Linked DNA regions of Homo sapiens: region 1 is linked to region 2. A link is a contact called in ENCODE Hi-C data. All regions are on one chromosome and are shown on one strand. Each heading gives the region's core, a stretch centred on a gene start or an enhancer-like site at or near the end of the contact. The rest is flanking DNA. Distances are from core to core; before and after follow the strand shown.

What was found. A loop is a pair of places that touch in the nucleus more often than their neighbours do. Pooled maps may share reads with other maps.
Region 1: a map of ascending aorta shows a loop between it and region 2 (12-fold over the local background). The contact joins the enhancer-like site here to the promoter of WFS1 in region 2. A Hi-C loop is called at or near these places in 1 of 168 maps with a recorded cell type or tissue (ascending aorta), 1 of 37 single-sample maps with no recorded cell type and 13 of 50 pooled maps.

The regions. Positions count from the first base shown.
Region 1 is chr4:6,981,238-6,986,471 of GRCh38, reverse strand. All of the region lies in intron 3 of TBC1D14 (TBC1 domain family member 14), which reads right to left. Among named protein-coding and RNA genes, the nearest start is that of CFAP184, 59 kb to the left of the region's middle. RefSeq lists an enhancer at 1-520. Within about 2 kb of position 2,769, at least 2 of the 41 ENCODE cell types and tissues checked have a DNase peak (open chromatin) inside an H3K27ac peak, as active enhancers do.
Region 2 is chr4:6,268,169-6,273,340 of GRCh38, reverse strand. It overlaps WFS1 (wolframin ER transmembrane glycoprotein), which reads right to left and starts at 3,491. Exons shown (of 8, transcript NM_006005.3): 1 at 3,327-3,491. RefSeq lists an enhancer at 1-483 and a silencer at 3,404-3,513.

The sequences.
Region 1 (5,234 bases), core at 1,520-4,019, 710 kb before region 2:
ATAAAAAGGACAATGGCAAGTGATAGCAAAGACTTAGAGAAGCTGGAATTCTCCTAAATCCTTGGTAGGAGTGTAAAATGGTGCAGCTTCTTCTATAATTCAGCATCCCCTACCATACTCCCTGGAACCCACCCAAGAGAAATACGACCAGAGAGACTTGCATGCAAACATTCCTAACAGCATTGTCCACGCCAACCAGAACGTCCACCAACCGCGGATGCATGAGCAGCAGGGAAATGGCCATGAAAAGAAACTGCTGAGACATGGGCCTACATGGATGAACCTCAAAAACGCTAGGCCAGGTGAAAGATGCCAGACAAGAAAATTCCATTATTCCATTTATGTGACACTTCTTAAAAAGGTAAATCTCTAGAGAGGAAGCAAATTCATGTTTGCCTGGGGGTGAGAGTGGGATCAACTGCAAACAGGCACGAAGGAACTTTTTTGGGTGATGAAAAATAAAACTTTGGATGTCGAACATATTTTGAAACTAGATTGCAATGATAGTTGCATAACTGTATACATTTATTAAAATCGTGGAACACTTACAATGAGTGGATCTCATGGTATATTATTTATACCTCAAGCCATTTTTAAAAATAGGATAAAAGGGAAAGAGGCTGATTCTGGCTGAAAGGATTAGCGAACGCCTTGTTAAGACAATTATCCAAAATTTGAAAATAAGGCAAAAGCAGGAGTAGGGGTTATTCTTTCAATTAATTCCTGGGCACTTTTAGCATGGCTGCCTAAAGATTAATTATCTAGGACACTGTCCCTGTGCTATTTGTTACTCCATTCAAGCCCCGATACTGTAAAGTTACATATTAACTTGTAGATAATGTCCAAAAGAAAAGATAACCCCAAAGATTATGTTTTATTGTCACCAGTTTGTTTGTTCATTGAAATCTAACCTAGCCATCTTACTCTAGTTCTTTTTGGGTTTTACGCATATATGTGTGTACAAACACACACACACCCCTAATTCCTCAAATGCTCTTGGCATAAGTTTTATCTCTTACTGGTCTCCTCAAGGCGTAAAATAAATCTTTGACCTTGATCATTTTAATTTTAAAAAAGGTAAAAGTCGTGAGAAAAAGGAGTGTTTTATATGAAAAGAATAAAGGGACATATAATTAAGGCAATACACAAACCTGACTGGATCCTGGTTCAAAAAGAACAGCTTGATACAACTGAGGAAATTAGAACATGCTCTGGGTATCAGATGCTACTATGGAATTCCCCATCATTCTCCTGGGTGTGGTAACAGTCATGGTTATGTAGGAGAATGTCTTTACTCTTAAGAGCTGTGTGCTGAAGTATTTAGCAGTAAGATGTCATAATACTGCAAATGGTTCAATTTTTTAAAAAATAGAGGCACAATAAAGTAAATATGGCAAAATGTCAACAGCCGCTCCATCTAAGTGGGGCACATTAACACATTAAATTGCCCAGGCGAGGGCAAAAGCATTCAAAAGCTCCCAGGGGCTTTTCTCTCGGTCTTTCTGGGAAGCGGCATCAATTGAGCTGCACCATCTCTTCGGCGTTCACAATCGTACACAACGGGCCACCCGCCTGCAGACACCACTGCCGAGTCCAAGGTCAGCCAGAAACCAGACTTAGAACACAGACAGTCCCCTCCTTACAATCACAGGCTACTACAGCTTCAAGTTATGTGTTTAACAAGATTCCTAAGCATACCAGAGAGAAGGTGCTCAAAGAACTCAGTCTGCAATTACATCATGTCTATGCAATTGTGTGGACGAAATTTACACATACATAATTTGTCTCAGAGAAAGGCCTGGGAGGGCAGACATGAAACCATCAGAGACTCCTGTAACGGGGGCTGTGAAGTCTCAGGAGGGAAAGGATTTTCCTGTCTTGCATCTATCATTTGAGTATTTGATAAGTATTTTTTCATAAATTGTATTTAAAATGTGAAAAATAATTTTTAAGCTAATTCAGATGGCATCAAAAATCGATTTCACCAACTATTTCCAAACCACACCGAATTATTACTGCAGCAAGGTTGTTTTTTGGGTCTGTTGCTGGCTTTTTTCTATGCACACAAGACTGAAGGTCTAGCTGTGACAGGAGACCACAATGAGGAGTCCTGACCGTGCCGAAGCTCCCATGGGATGCCAGGATGCCAGCCACTGCTCCACGACCCCATGCTGCATTGTACTTCACCCTCACGAGCATAGGCAATGTGAGCACTACCTCTGCAGAGGATACTGAGGCTCAGAGAGACAAAGACATGGGCTTAAGTCCACACGACTGACTGTAAATGACAGAACCAAGGTACACATTCCAGCTTTCTAATCCCAAAGCCAGAGTCTTCCCAACCCACCCCAACCCCATGTTCACAGGCCTGAGACCCCTCTCACCCCAGTACTGTGAAAGGCCCCAGTAAAGACCTGTAAAAGAACAAATGTGTTTCCTGTTCCTGAATTCCTATTCCTTCTGGCGAGACGCAGCAGTAAGACTGAACACAAGATCCACAGTGTTTGCACCAAAGAAACTGTGCTCTCAACACTACCCTCTCCAACTAACGGAAACTTATCACTTCCACATTAGGAAAAATAAGCAAAACTTAGGAAGCATTAAGCATTAAATAGGAATTTCAGTCTTTATTGTTAAAAGGCATTGGGGATGAAGAATTTATACTTCTCAGAATAAATAAGCTGTTACCAGGATAATAGAAGACTAAAAAGGAAAGTGCAAATTAAACAACCATGCTGCCATTTCCCCTGTAGAAACTTCAGATCACTTCCTTCTTTCTAGTTCTTGGCATCATGTGGAAGTATGATATGTAATTAACCTGCTGCTTCTCTAAACCCCAACATTAATGGGGACAAATGGGGATTAGACATTTTATGGGATAATCTCCTGATAGACCTGTTCTCCACCAAACGATCCCAGTCCCATACAAACATGACCTCTACCACCTTGACAAGCCAAAACTTCCAGAGTAGGTTCAGCTTTCAACTCGGTCACCAGCTGTATAATGTTTCCCTCTGCTCTGGCCACTAGAAAGCTCAATGTAAAATTTGTAGCACACCTCTAGGAGTTACATGAGATTCTGTGAGTTGTATCTTGGGGCATCCACTTACGTCTGGTTTCATCTTGCTGTCCTTTGCCCAAATTTCCTCAACAATTTTTCTGTCATTCTACACATTAAAAATATATATATATATTTTAAAGGCCGGGTACGGTGGCTCACGCCTGTAATCCTAGCACTTTGGGAGGCCAAGGCAGGCGGATCACTTGAGGTCAGGAGTTCAAGACCAGCCTGGCCAACATGGTGAAACCCTGTCTCTACTAAAAATACAAAAATTAGCCAGAAATTGCTTGAACCCAGGAGGCAGAGGTTGCAGTGAGGCGAGATCGTGCCACTGCACTCCAGTCTGGGCAACAGAACAAGACTTTGTCTCAAAAAAAAAAATTCTTTTAAGTAGACATGTACACAGAACAAAATACAAAAGGTACAAAAGTGTATACAGTGGAAAGTAGGTCTCCCTCCTATCTCCCATGTACCCAGTTTGTTCTCCTCTCCAAAGAAATTCCACTAATAGCTATTTTGTAAGTACCCTTCCAAATATGGTCTCTGCATTTATGAGGATGTGTGTGTATCTTTAGCCACATAGACCACACTATACAAATAGTGATCCATCTTGCTTTGTGAGGTCGGTGCAGTATTTCATTTAGGATTTCACCAATTCCCTGCCAAACATTTAGATAGCTTCCAATCACTTGTGCTGCGATCAATACCCTTATACAACTGTCATTTCACCTATATGCGTATTCATCTGTAGGAGAAATTAACAGAAGTGGAAATGCTGGGTCAAAAGAACCCTAAATGATCCATTAATTCATGTTAATTTTTTGAATTAACATACAGTTAGCTTTTTAGTGTATATAGTCCTATGACTTCTAAAATGTTGCCTTGTAGCCACCATTATGACAATCAAGATATAAAACAGTTGGATCACTCTCAAAACCTCCTTTGTGTTAGCCCTCGGTAGTCACACCCTACCCCACCCCTGGCACTGTGAATCTGTTCTCCATCACTACAACTTTGTCTTTTCAAGTATGTGATACAAATGAAATCACAGCACGCAAACTTTCGAGACTGACTTTTACCTTCAGATAATGCCCGAGGTTCACCCAAGGTATTAGGTGTGTTTATTACTGAGTCATATTTCGTTGTATGGAATGTACCACCATTCATCCATTCATTGAAAGGCATTTGGGTTGTTTCCATTTCTTGAAGATTATGAAAAGAGCTGCTATAAACATGTACAGATTTTTGTGCAAACATAAGTTTTCATTTCTCGATGGCAAACACCTAAGAGTGGGATTGCTGGGCTAATTCTAAGTATATGTTTCACCTAAAGAAACCTCCCAACTGGTTTTCCAGAATGGCTGTACCATTGTGCATTACCACAAGCAAGGTACCAGCTAGGACTTCCGATACAATGTTGAACAGGAATAGTAAGAGCGGACATCCTTGTCTTGTTTTCAATGTTAGGGGAAGGCCTTCAGTCTTTCTCCATTAAGCATGTTAGCTGTAGCTGTTTCCTGTAGATGCTCTTTATCAGGTGGGGGAAGTTCTCTTCCATTTCTTCTTTGCTGAGAGTTTTTGTGAGGAATGGACACTGAATTCTATCAAATGCTTTTGCTGCACCAACTGATAGGATCGTGTGGTTTTCTTTAAATTGGTAGTATGGTAGCTGACACTGATCGATTTTCAAACACTGACCCAGCCTTGTGTTCCTGGGCTAAACGTCACTTTGTCATGGTTGTAACTTTTTAATGTATTATGGGATTCAATTTGTTAATACTGTGTTGAGAATTTTTTGTGTGTCTTCAAAAGGGATATTTGCCTGTAGTTTTTTTGGTACTGTATTCATCTGGTTTTGATAGCAGGGTAAGATTGGCCTTTAAAATGAGTGAGGAAGTACGTACTCCGTCTTCTTCTCAAATTGGTGTTTTCTTTAAATGTTCAGTAGGATTCATCAGTGAAACCATCTAGTCCTTCTTTAATAAATTCCAGGATGATTCAGGTTATCTATTTCATCTTGGATGAATTTTGGTGATTTGCAATTTTCAAGGAAATGGACGGTTTCATCTAAGTTATCAAATTTATGTGGCTGGTGCAGTACCTCACACCTGTAATCCCAGCACTTTGGGAAGCTTAGGCAGGTGGATCACTGGAGGCCAGGAATTCTAGACCA
Region 2 (5,172 bases), core at 2,242-4,741:
TAGCATTCTTTCCTCATGAGCAATGAGGCATATTTTTATCCCGTCCAAACACAAACACCGGCACCAAGGAGTTCAGCTGAGAGGCCGCCACCTGGAGAGGGCTGCAGGCACCATGCATCCACTCAGACCCGCAGCAGAATGACCACACGTGGCCTTCTGCCCTAAGGGCTCTGGCCCTCACCCAGGCCACCCCCATTCTGTTCTCTCTGGGGGGGCAACCCCATCTCCCAAGCCAGTGCCTCAGAAACAGCCCCTGTGGGAAGCCAAGATGATGTTCACTCTCTCTGATCAGTGCCTCTGCCTCCAGGATGCCAGTCCAGGGGAGTCACTGGAGATGCCCTCGGGGCTCACACACAATGTCCATCATATGGCACTTTCAGCACTGTCCAGAAAGGGGCTGGCTATAAAGCCTACACCCCTCCATATGGTGCAACGCTGTACAGCTGGTAAACGTGACCTCGTACATGAACGTTTTGAGACAAGGAAAAGGTGGGCCTAACACTGTTAAGGCAGGATTTAAAGCAGCAGAAGATATTAGCCGGAGTCTGTTTAGGATGAAAACAAAATTTATCTGCCAAAAAACGGAAGAAAACGCCCCCTAAAAAAGATACTTGTTGTCTCTGGGGATAAAGCTTATGCGCGGTTTCATTTTATTCTTCTTTTAAACATATTTCCCTAGTTTTCTATAATGAATGTGTGATGTTTTTGAAATTAAAGCAAATGTTATTTTAAAACCCATCTGTGAGCAAGCTCTAAGGGAGCAGGCCCAGGAGGTCCTGGCCCTGGGATGTCTGCTCTGGCCTGGCCTGACCCAGCCCCCTGGCACAGGGCTGCTCCTCAAGACAAGGGCACAAAGCCCTTGATGGATCCCAGGTACCTATTTTTGCTCAGAGTATTAAGGGACAAACCAAGGAACATTCCAGCTCTATCCAATGTGGCACATTCACAGGAACAGAGGGGTTTGAATTGGGACTGCCCCAAGCAGCATTCATGACGGCCATAGTGGCCAAGCCCCCACCACACACCTGGCACCTGCTCCAGGCCTGGCCTGGATGGGCAGCAGGTGTGGACTGAGGGTAGGTCCATCTTGTGCCAAGCACTGTGCTGGGCCCCCCTGCCCTAGAGAAGTCTTGTCCAGGGCCAGCATTGGAGCAGCTTCATCTAGATGGGAAGGGTTAACACCTAAACAGACACCCACAAAGACGGCACAGAAGGGGGCCCTCACTCCACTGTGGGAAGAGGCAGGCCAGAAATCCTGCAGGAGGACTTGACTGAGCCTTCTGGACAAGCAGGCAGGAGCCAGGCAAGCTGGGAGGTGGCTGGGCATTCCAGCAGGGGTTGTGCCCAGAAGAGGAGGCAGCAGAGGGACAGTGAGCCAGGCTTGTGGCCAGGAACACGCAGGTGGCTGGGAGGTGACTGCTGGAGAGAGGACACAGGAGGGAGAGGCTGAGTGAGCAGCGAGGCGGGTCCCTGAGGGCCCGAAAGAATGCCGGCTCCTGGCTCGGGAGGCGGACCTGACCCGATAGCCCAGAGGGAAGTGGCAGCTGAAGAACCAGCAGGGCTGCGTGCAGCCAGGCCCGGATCGGGACCAGGGAGGAGCCTGGGGGTCGTCCAGGGAGAGGCGAGGGTCCTGAACCAGGGCAGGCATCCGAGTGAGGCTCAGGAGCCAGGAGAGACCCAACTGGGAGTGAGGAATGAAGGGCACAGGGGGTGGTCTGGTTTGTGGCTGGGGCTGGCTGGCTGTGGTGGTACCACTTCCGGAAGTAGGGAAGTGGGAGGGGAGGGGAGCCGTGTAGGCATAAAGCTCCCGACCTATTATGATTCTTATTGCCACCGTCAAGGATGGGTGTTTCGGGTCTGTCTGGCAGTGCAGACATCTCTGGGGGTTGAGACTGAGCTGAGGTCCCCTCTGTGACCAGCCCCAGAAGCCTGTCCAGCACTGGTCCGGGATGGGCAGGGGAGGCCTAAGTCAGAGACGCCCTCCATGCTCTTCCATCCTGGGAAAGAAGGTGAGATGGGGTCTCCCAGCCAACTTTTCCTGTGTCTGCGAAGGGAGGACAAACCAGCAGGTAGGGAAAAGAGGCTGAAATGTGGAGAAGCCTCCCTCCAAATCCCTGGTTGGATACAACGGAGACCCCATGGGAATCACAGACCCTTGGACACAGAAGTAAACAGGTGGCGACAGTGACAAAGGTGGCCTCTGGGCTTCCCGTGGGCTCCCTCTCCTGCTGCAGAGAACAGGCAGCCAGCACATGGGGTACCCAGGGCACAGCTCCTTGAGTGATGGATGCTGGCATAAGAGAAAGCCCTTTACAAACTGCAAAGCCCTGGGCCAAATGCCAGGGGTCACTGTCCAAGGTGAGGAGAGACGGGGCTGCTTCTGGAGAGATAGGGCAGAGGCCTCACACCAGGCTCTGCCCCATCAGCTTCGTGGTCCTGGGCTGGCACCAAACCCTGCTGAGCCTCAGCTTCCTGGGGTGTCAAACGGGGACTATAACTTCTCCGCCTAAGGCTACTGAGAGGGTTAAATCTGGGTGGTGGGGGGTTGCACAAATGCGACTTCCTTGGAATTCATAACATCATCTGCTAAGTGGGTGAGAGGCCAGGGCGCCATCACATCCAAAAGGGCTGGGTAGGATTCTCCAGAAAGTTTTCGTTGATCAAACAAAAAGCTAATGATCCAGAGGGTGGAGTTCATACGAGGCAGGGTCCAGGTGCTGCCACTGAAACCCCTCAACTCTCTACTGAGGGGCCCCGAGAGAGAGAGGAACTGCCACAGCGCTCCTAAGTGGGCTGTGGGGATTCAGAATGACCCCTAAGCTGCCCCTCGGGCGGGCCGGGTCCCCCTGGGGGACTGAACCCCCCTTCCCCCCCACAACACCTCCCGGGGGCCCAGGCGCGTTCCAACGGCCGGGCGGGCACCGAGGGCGGCCGTGGGTCCCGGGACCGCGGGGGAGGGGCATGACGGGGCAACTCGGGGGGGATGGCGCGGGGCGCGGGGAGGGGGCCTGCCCGCCGGCCGCTCCGCCTCTCGGGCCTGCTGTCCCGCCCGCGGCGGGGCTCCAGGCGACAGCGCGCGGGGGACCGGGGCGCGCCCCCCGGGTGACCCGTTCGGGCCCGGAACAGGGGTCGCCTTGCGCGTTGCAGAGCGGGCGGGACCCCCGGCCCTCCAACTTCGGGGACCTTGTCGGGACTTTGGGGCCAGCCACCCATCAGCTCGGAAGGGGAAACTGAGGCCCGAAGAGGACAGTGCCTCAGGGCTCTTGCCCGCCTCCTGCGCGCTGCCCACAGCCACCGCGCCACTGCCCCAGCGCCGAAGTACTCACCGGCCCGTGAGTGGGCCGCACGCGGCGCTGCGACGCCCTGGGGCCTCTGGGCCGGCAGAAAAGTTGTTCGGGAGCAGCTGAACGCGGCGCAAACGGGAGATCTGCGGCCGCGGGGGAGCAATCTGCACTCGCTGCTGAAGAGCCGGCTAGCGCGGCCTTCTGCACGAGGGGGCGGGGCAGGGGCGGGGCCTTCGGCCTCCCTCCACTCCAGACGCGGCCCCCCGGATGCGGCGCCAGCTCGGCCTGCTGAGTGGCCGGTGTAGCCGCCAATCACTCCACATCTCCGCCAATCACGGTGCGCCTCGCCTAGCTGCGGCCCGGCACTCCCCCTGCGTGGTTGGGCCCGAGGGGCCAGAAGGCGGGTCCGGCTCGCCCACAGCGAAAGTTTCCGAGCGGACTCGGGCCCCGGCCCCGCCCCCGCCCCGCCCGCGGAACGTCCAGTTGCTTAGCGAGGCCGCTCGCCTTCTCCTGTAACAGGTGGTTTGGACCCGTGGAAAAGGCTCCGGCCACCTTTCATCCACCACTCCGGCCTCAGCGTCCCCAACTGCAGATTCATTATATTTGCTGTTGCAATATTAACACACGTCTTGAGCGCCTATTCCGGCGCTGCAAGAGAGTCTAAGGGCTCCCCTAATAACAGCAGCAGAGATGGAAAAATGGGGCCTGTTTGAAACGAGTGTCTGCAGCCAAGTACTGCTTTCAGTGCCCAGAATCAAATGCAGTGTAGCAAGCTTTTCACACGGTGACTGTGGGATTCCTTTAAAGTGTGTGTTAGCCCAGGGAGTGGGCAAGGCTCAGGCAGTTTGGAGACTCTGGGAGTTTGGTTCCTGTCTGGGAGGCGTGGTTTGGAGATGAGGGCGAGGGTCTATCCTTGAGAGGCCCTGGGGAACGTGAGACCCTGCCTGCTCTGTCTCTGGTCCCCACAACCAACCTGAGCTACCTGTCCTAGTTATCACAGCAGAAACTGGGGCTCGGAGTGACTGTCAGAGATAATGCTTACCAACATGTTGGGAGCAAATATTCCAGATGGCTTTGGAGATGAGTTCTGAACACACTACTTCGGAGGACTTTTGTCAAAGCGGCGTAGTTCATGTCAGTCACCTCATTTGATTCTCCAGCTGCCCCCACTGCCCACCCCCGATCCCCAATGTTCACGTGTGACCCTGTGAGGCTCACAGAGGAAGGAAGAACACCTGCCGTCAGCCTCGCCTGCTCTGTCCAGGTTGGCTTAGGGGCTTTCACAGCTTTCAAGGGCCCCCCTAGTGACCCAAGGAGGGAGGTGGCACTGAGCCCATTTTTTATTGATGTGAAAATTGAGGCTCAGACATAGTTATTTGCCCAAAGTCTTGAAGATGTCTTTCCACCTTATCACACACTAACTGTAGAAAATTTGGAGAATTACTAAAAGTAGAAAGGAGAAAAAAAATCACTCAAAGATGATCACTGTTCACATTGTGAGATTTATGCACATTTAAGAAAATAATAAATATTAATGTGAACACACAATCACAGAGAGGCTGAAGCACTTCCCAAACCCTTTGCAGGGGCTCATTAAGCAGAGAGAAGAGGACAGATTGAAAAGTTCCTCCTGTGGAGGTCTAAGGGAAGAGAGGAAGTGCAACAAAAAATCTACAAGATGGCTTAAGGAGCCTCTATCAGAACACAGCAACACTGAACATACTCCACGGAGCTAAGAGACTGAAAAAGCAACAGGCAAATTCAGAAAGAGAAGAGTGGAGGTGAGGACAAATGAGCAAACTGGAAGATAATGTGGAGTAAATGCTTCATGATGTAGAGGAAAAGCACATGAAAATCATCAGGACAAAAAGCAGAGACTGGAAAGACA